Regions from separate parts of the Homo sapiens genome. Here region 1 is linked to region 2. The links are chromatin contacts, found by Hi-C or POLR2A ChIA-PET in ENCODE. All regions are on one chromosome and are shown on one strand. Each heading gives the region's core, a stretch centred on a gene start or an enhancer-like site at or near the end of the contact. The rest is flanking DNA. Distances are from core to core; before and after follow the strand shown.

Region 1 (3,907 bases), core at 1,058-3,557, 390 kb before region 2:
AACTTCCTGAATACACATCTGCTGGGTTTTCCTTCCTCCAGCTCTTCTCTGTTTCATTTTTCTCATCTTACTTTAAGCCTCTTGAGCAGATTAACAAGGCTGAGAAAATTCCCCCGGTCCTTTTTAGCTGCAACATGATTCAGCATACTTCTGATCATCCTCTTAGGCTGATATGTGGGTTTTCTTGACATTTTTAGGGACCTAGTTTGATGTGTTTGTCCTGTGAGACTCACTGTGACACCGGAAATAGACCCTGTGATTAACTACAGTGTTGTGCTTTTTTTTTTTTTCTAAAGCCACAGTCATATTACCGGGTATGTGTCATTTATCAGATATTTTTGGGGTACTATGTTGCACCTTATTATCTAAAAGCCAGGATTCAGAGGATGTATAACTCTCATAAGAACAGTGAGTTGGATACTGAGAGAAGATGTTCAAGATCAGAAAGCAACTCAGAGATAAAATTGAGATTTGATTTCCTAAATTCTAACGTACTTAATTTCACAAAAGAACAAAATACCAGCAAATACACAACTGCCCAGCGACTTTGTTGTAGTGAAATTAAAACCCACAGATGGTCGGGCGCGATGGCTCATGCCTGTAATCCCAGCACTTTGGGAGGCCGAGGCAGGTGGATCACATGAGGTCAGGAGTTTAAGACCAGCCTAATCAATATGGCGAAACCCCATCTCTACTAAAAATATAAAAATTAGCCAGGCGTGGTGACGCACACATGTAATCCCAGCTACTCGGGAGGCTGAGGCAGGAGAATTGCTTGAACCTGGGAGGCAGAGGTTGCAGTGAACTGAGATCGTGCCACTGCACTCCCGCCTGGGTGACAGAGCGAGACTCTGTCTCAAAAAAAAAAAAAAACACCCACAGATTACCAGAACCACACTCTTGCTCTGTGATGTGTGGGGCAGATGCATAGCTGAGCCTTTCTCGGATGGCTGGCGTGGGAGGAGAAGCGATCCACTGGCCCTGGATAATGGTTGATGGTGCTTTGTTTTGTGTATTGCTTCCTTCTATAAGGGCGGTCAGGGTCTCAATGGGAAAGAGGAACAAGGAACGTTAGAGAGATAATCGTTCCTAGAAACACGAAGAGGGGCCGAGAATTAGAGGACAAGAAGGAATGAATGTCAATGTTGTTAGGGACAATTAGGAAATGTCATACTATCTGCAAATACCGGATGTCTGAAATATTTTAGCAAAACTGAAATAAATAGATTAGAAGAATAAAGTTGGAGGACGCATGCTGCCTGATTTCAAGGATGACTATAAAGCTACAGTAAAAAAGACCATGTGGTATTCACCTAAACATAGACAAATAGATCAGTGGGTTAGAAAAGAGTCCAGAAACAGCCCATACCAATATGGTGTATTGACTTTTAGCGCAGGTGCATAAACAATTTGATGGAGAAAGGGGAGTCTGTTCAGCAGATGGTGCTGGGCAATTGTAGATCCACATGCAAAAGGAGATGAACTCAGCAGGTACCTCATACCTGATACCAAAGATAATTCAAGCTGGATTACAGACCTAAAGATACAATATAAACTACAGAGCTGGAGAAGAAAACATCGCAGCTGTTAGGAATGGGTATTTGTCTTTGTAGTGTTCCATTCATATCAAATCATGTCATGCTGTATAAGTTGTGTCTGTAACCAGCTTTTTGCCACTTAGCATTGCATTTTTCCAGGTCGTTAATGTTCCTCCTGCCCCTTCACTGATGCTGACTGTGCCAGGCCATCCTCTGAGCTCTGATCTAGAGGAGCGCTGTAAGGCAGAGGCTGCATAAAGAACCTGGCCTCCATGAGTAGGAATCCAGAAACACACTTGGCAGTCCAGCCCATCTCTCCCATGGGGTGGCCTTGGGATAAAGAGCATGGGCCCTTCTGCAGTGACAAAACTCAGAACTGTTGGAAAGTCATGGACCTCACAGAATCCTGAAAACAAAAAGAGAGCTGTGCTTCATGAGTCACCTCTGACTTCAAGAGGAGCTGTCTTTTCCCTTGGCCCCATTGCACGTGTTTTCCAGAACCACAACACCCTGCGATGTCTGTATCTGTGCCTGTCACTGTCTTATTTAAGAAAACCCCAAACCACATGAATTGTGATAAACAAAAGTATTTTGAATTCCACCCTTTAGGCTTATTATGACATAAAAAATCATGCCCTGGATGTAAGTGGGCTGACACTGCTGAATTCATGATAGGAAATGGTCATCTGACTTCCTTCTGGAGGAGAGGCCTGAGAGGGAGGGAGTGCTTTGACCGGAGTCCAGGGAGCACTGAGATATATTTAGCCTCTCATAAGCATGGGCTGCCAAGGTTAAGTCAGACCAGTTCTACTCCTCTGTGTGTCCTAGGACATCACTTGATCTATATTTCCTGTCTCAGTTTATCCTGAATGTAAGATTTACTCCAAGAGGGCAGGAGCTGGGCCACATCTGTTTCATTTTCATTTTCTTCTGTATTCCAAATATCAAGCACAATGCCTGGCATCCCACAGGCATGAAATAAAAATGTATTGAATGTCAGTGAATGAATGAATAATGTATGGATAGATGGATGGATAAAATGGAAGGGTGAATAGGTAGATTGGTGGGTGGATGAATGGATTGGTGGATGGTTGGATGGATGGATGGATGGATGGATGGATGGATGGATGGATATGATATATGGATGAATAAGATCGGTGGATGGATGGGAGAATGGATGGATGAATGCATGGATGGATGGATGGATGCATGGGAGGATAGATGGATGAATACATGGATGAATGCATGGATGGATGGATGCATGGGAGGATAGATGGATGAATACATGGATTGATGGACAAATGGATGGATGGATAGATGGAAGGGTGGATGGGTGAATGGGTAGATGGACGGATGATTGGATGGGTGGATGGATGTGAGGATGGATAAGATGAGATGAGATGGTATGACTTTTTGTTGGTTCTGTAGTTCAATTAGTTCAATTAGGGTGCTTTTTTTTTTTTGAGACGGAGTCCCGCTCTGTTGCCCAGGTTAGAGTGCAGTGGCACGATCTCAACTCACTGCAAACTCCATCTCCCAGGTTCCAGTGATTCTCCTGTCTCAGCCTCTTGAGTAGCTGGGACTACAGGTGCCTACCACCACACCTGGCTAATTTTTGTATTTTTAACAGAGACGGGGTTTCACCATGTTGGCCAGACTGGTCTCGAGCTCCTGACCAAAGGTGATCTGCCTGCCTCAGCTTCCCAAAGTGCTGGGATTACAAGCATGAACGACTGTGCCTGGCCTTGGTGTTTTATTGAAGCGATGAACTCAGGTTTTTTTCTCACACATTCCACACATCAGGCTTCTGTTTAGACGATGTTTGATCTTAGTCATGAGAAGAACCAGGTAATGGGCCCTCCTCTTATTTATCTTTATTCTTTGTAAAACCCCCAAAGTTGCTCATTAACAACAACAACAACAAAAAGAAAACCCAAAAACATACTCAAAAAACCCTGCAGGGGCCTCCATCTTGGTGGGATTCATCTACCAAGCAATCTGCATTTGTCCATCAGGGTCACACATAAATGTCCTTGGGCCAGGGTCTGGCATGGGCCTCCCACATTTGAGCCCCGACAGGATGTGATTCCATCCCCCCTGCAAGGCTCCAGCACCCATTTACCCCAGGGGCCTAGTGAGCAGCCTTCTTCCTCACAAACGAGCCTGTGGGCCTGTCCCCTTGCATAGCTGCGGGTTTGCTCTTTTTCTCACATAGAGAAAAATATATAAAGAATGAAAGCCAAAGAAAGTAAGCTGTAGGGTCATTTCATGATAAATGAGATAGGGCTCCTTTTGAGCTTTTTAGAAAGTTGAAGGGCAGATACATTGGCTCATGCTTGTAATCCCAGCACTTTGAGAGGCCAAGGCGG
Region 2 (3,633 bases), core at 1,003-3,502:
CTGTGTTAGCCAGGATGGTCTCGATCTCCTGACCTCATGGTCCGCCAGCCTCAGCCTCCCAAAGTGCTGGGATTACAGGCGTGAGCCACCGCGCCCGGCCATAGATATGTGTATATTAAAGTTAACATGTGTGCAATGACATACACATATAGAAATGATCACATACAGAAAAACACCGACATGCAAACTGGCCAAAGCACACTCTATTTCACTAATGGCGAATCCTCCTTCCATCCGAGGAAACGTTCTGTCCGCGTCTGTGCCGCATTTCATTTACCATTTGCCTGTGCACTGAGTATCAGCTCAAGGGCAATGCTATCGATGCACTCAGAAAGATACTGAAGAAATTAAACTTTCTGAATTTGAAACTGGAGTATTTCATATTTAAAAAATATTCATATTTTAGGTAATGGTCATGGTATTTTGGCTACAGTTTTTAAAAAGAATCCTTATTTCTAAGAATTACATACTGAATTAATTATGGATAAAATGATGTGATCTGTTTTAGAATAATCCAGGGTGAGGGAGGGGAGAGAAGCAGGTAAGACTGGCTATGAGCTGATAAAATGAGATTGGCTATGAGTTGGTAACTGCTGAAGTCAGCGTGAGTACATGGGGTATTGTTACATTATCCTTTCTGCTTTTAAATATAAGTGGGATTTTCCAAAATTTAATAGTGAAAATCGCTTCTGACCTAAGTTCAAAAAACCACCCCAATTTTCCAGTTAAAAGCCTCTCATGTGCTAGAATTACCTACATTTAGATTAGCAGTGTTTACTGACAATGACAGAGGGAACAGTTAAGCATGTTCTGAATGTCAAAAGAAAAAATAAAATGTGAATTTAAGACATTTATATTGTATTGTCATTAAAACTGTAAAGTTCAAAGAGTTGTAAGGAATTGTTTCCACTTTTTTATTTTTTGAGATGGAGTGAGTCTCACTCTGTTGCCCAGGCTGGAGTGCAGTGGTACGATCTCGGCTTACCATAACCTCTGCCTCCTGGGTTCAAGTGATTCTCCTGCCTCAGCCTCCTGAGTAGCTGGGCCTATACCTGGCTATACCACCATACCTGGCTAATTTTTGTATTTTTAGTAGAGACAGGGTTTCACTATGTTGGCCAGGCTGGTGTTGAACTCCTGACCTTGTGATCCGCCCGCCTCGGCCTCCCAAAGTGTTGGGATTACAGGCGTGGGCCACCGCACCGGCCCTTCACTTTCTAATGAAAAGATGAAGTAATGAAAGTAACCTGAGGCACTGCTCCCATTCCACGCACATTCTTTCGATTATTTCCCAAGTGATGAACAAGGTGCGCAACAAGCTTGCTCAGAGTAAGTGAGTTACAAGAAAGCTTCTGTCACCTTTTTTTTTTCCAAAACACTGATTTTAAGCAATTTAGAATGAATATATATAGCAATAAATTAAGATGTCAGGGAAGGAAAGATGACGGTGTGTTTCCCTCTATCTTTGAGAAAGATTCAGACCTTTGGTGATGGAATACTGGTTATCAGATATTTGAGGTAAAGATATGACGAGATAGATGAAATTTTCTGGAATTTTTCCAGTTTCAAAAAGTCCATATGTTGTCTTCATAAATTACACACATATTCCAGAAATTCAAATATTTTCATACCAAATTAGGTATTCAGTTTGTTTCCTGAAAGTATAAGTAGGAAAATCCTTGGTCAGACCACATATCCTATCTGTATCCAGTGAATATGGTGACTGCATTCATCACCACCTTTGCTGGAGAGCAGTGACATTTGTCGAGCACCCGCACGGTGTCTGGAACGCTTCTCAATGCCGATCTAGAGAACTGACCGTCGAGCACCCGCACGGTGTCTGGAACGCGTCTCAATGCCGATCCAGAGAACTGACTGTCGAGCACCTGCACGGTGTCTGGAACGCTTCTCAATGCTGATCTAGAGAACTGACTGTCCAGCACCCGCACGGTGTCTGGAACGCGTCTCAATGCCGATCCGGAGAACTGACTGTCGTTGTTTAGGTTCAACTGAGATTTCACCTCCTCTAGAAAACTTCCCTGGACTTCCCCTCAACCGGACTGCACCCTTCCTATCATACATTTTCATACAATTTTGTACTCCCCACTACCTCACACTTTTCACTATTCCAACTGAATACATGCCTATGTGATTTTTTAGATGGTGTGTTTCTCCCTAGACCACAAGCTCCAAGAGGCCAGCTCGCACTGCACTTCCGGCTCCTGGCACAGCAGCCAGCACCCTGGTGACCAGCCCTGGCTGCACATGAATCGCCCGGGAGCTTGAAATTGCCTGGACTCCAGCCACAGAGATTAGAATGTGCTTGGCACGGAGGGAAGGGGTAAGGCCAAGAATTGATAACTGGTTGTTAAAAAGCCCCAGTGGACGCGTGGTAGCTCACGCCTGTAATCCCAGCACTTTGGGAGGCCGAGGCGGGTGGATCACGAGGTCAGGAGATCGAGACCATCCTGGCTAACACCGTGATGGGGTGAAACCCCGTCTCTACTAAAAATACAAAAAAATTAGCTAGGCGTGGTAGCGGGCGCCTGTAGTCCCAGCTACTTGGGAGGCTGAGGCAGGAGAATGGTGTGAACCTGGGAGGCGGAGCTTGCAGTGAGCTGAGATCGAGCCACTGCACTCCAGCCTGGGCGACAAAGCGAGACTCTGTCTGGAAAAAAAAAAAAAAAATCCCCAGTGGACTCTGATGGGCCCTTAAGGTTGAGAGCTCTGCCGAACAGAGTAGACTCAAAAATTATTGGTTGAATCAACAGAGAAATAAATATGTAAGGCTTTCTAAATATTCCCAAAGACTGCAGACTGTGTGTAACATTTGCTGTCATTTTCACTTGCTAAAAATATAAAATAATTAATGACATTAATGGGGATGTTGACATGGCTTCAGCAGAGATACCTGGGTTTTCTTAAATACCAAGCATAGAAAAAAATGGCATCAGAGCTGGAAAGTACTCAAATCCAAGCCAACTAATTCATGACAAAACTATGCTAGAAAGAAACAACGGCGACCTCTCCATTGTACTTCCTTCTCTACCAAGACTGCTCTCCTGTTACAGCTCCTGATCCTCCCAGGGACCTGATGAGGGCCATTACTCCTTTTCATGTCATCCAGTTAGGGGCTCAGGTCTCAGGCCCTGCATTTGCCAGAGTCACCACCAACAGCGTAAGAGCAATCCTAAGGACATTTCTCTTTCATCTTCTGCTTCATCTTGGAGATTTTGCTGACCACTCCCTTCTGTTTTCCTCCCGCCATGACCACCCCTTCTTCGTTTCCTTTGAAGGCTTCTCTTCTTCTACCAGCCCCTAAAACATCACTTGTCAGGACTCTTTCCTGAGTTTGCTTCTTTTTTCGTCTTCTTGGGTAAATGCACGAGTTCCAAGGGACCACCTGTATGCCCACCAAGCTCAAATTTCTCAGTCTCTAGATCCAACTACTTCCATCTCTACTTACATGTCAGACAACCCCAAGTCAAGCTGTCCAAACAAAGAGGCGGAATCACTTTTCTCCCCTATGTTCCCTAACTCAGTGGCACCATCACCCTAACTAGCTGCCAGTCAGCCATCTGGAAATCACTGCTCATCCCTTCCTCCTCTTCATTTGTCCATCATCCAGCCCTA

What was found. Hi-C counts contacts between places; a loop is a spot of excess contacts on that map. ChIA-PET counts read pairs that join two places held with the same protein, here RNA polymerase II (POLR2A). Pooled maps may share reads with other maps.
Region 1: a loop to region 2 is called in a map of Right ventricle myocardium inferior, with 9 times the contacts of the local background. The contact joins two enhancer-like sites. A Hi-C loop is called at or near these places in 18 of 168 maps with a recorded cell type or tissue (B cell, CD4-positive, alpha-beta T cell, CD4-positive, alpha-beta memory T cell and 14 more), 28 of 37 single-sample maps with no recorded cell type and 26 of 50 pooled maps. POLR2A ChIA-PET finds 5 or more read pairs at or near these places in 1 of 52 experiments (activated naive CD8-positive, alpha-beta T cell).

Annotation. Positions count from the first base shown.
Region 1 is chr6:193,976-197,882 of GRCh38, forward strand. All of the region lies in intron 2 of LINC03066 (long intergenic non-protein coding RNA 3066), which reads right to left. Among named protein-coding and RNA genes, the nearest start is that of LINC03066, 9.6 kb to the right of the region's middle. RefSeq lists an enhancer at 1-59. Within about 2 kb of position 2,308, at least 5 of the 41 ENCODE cell types and tissues checked have a DNase peak (open chromatin) inside an H3K27ac peak, as active enhancers do.
Region 2 is chr6:587,444-591,076 of GRCh38, forward strand. The region is part of intron 11 of EXOC2 (exocyst complex component 2); the gene reads right to left. Among named protein-coding and RNA genes, the nearest start is that of HUS1B, 68 kb to the right of the region's middle. Within about 2 kb of position 2,253, at least 2 of the 41 ENCODE cell types and tissues checked have a DNase peak (open chromatin) inside an H3K27ac peak, as active enhancers do.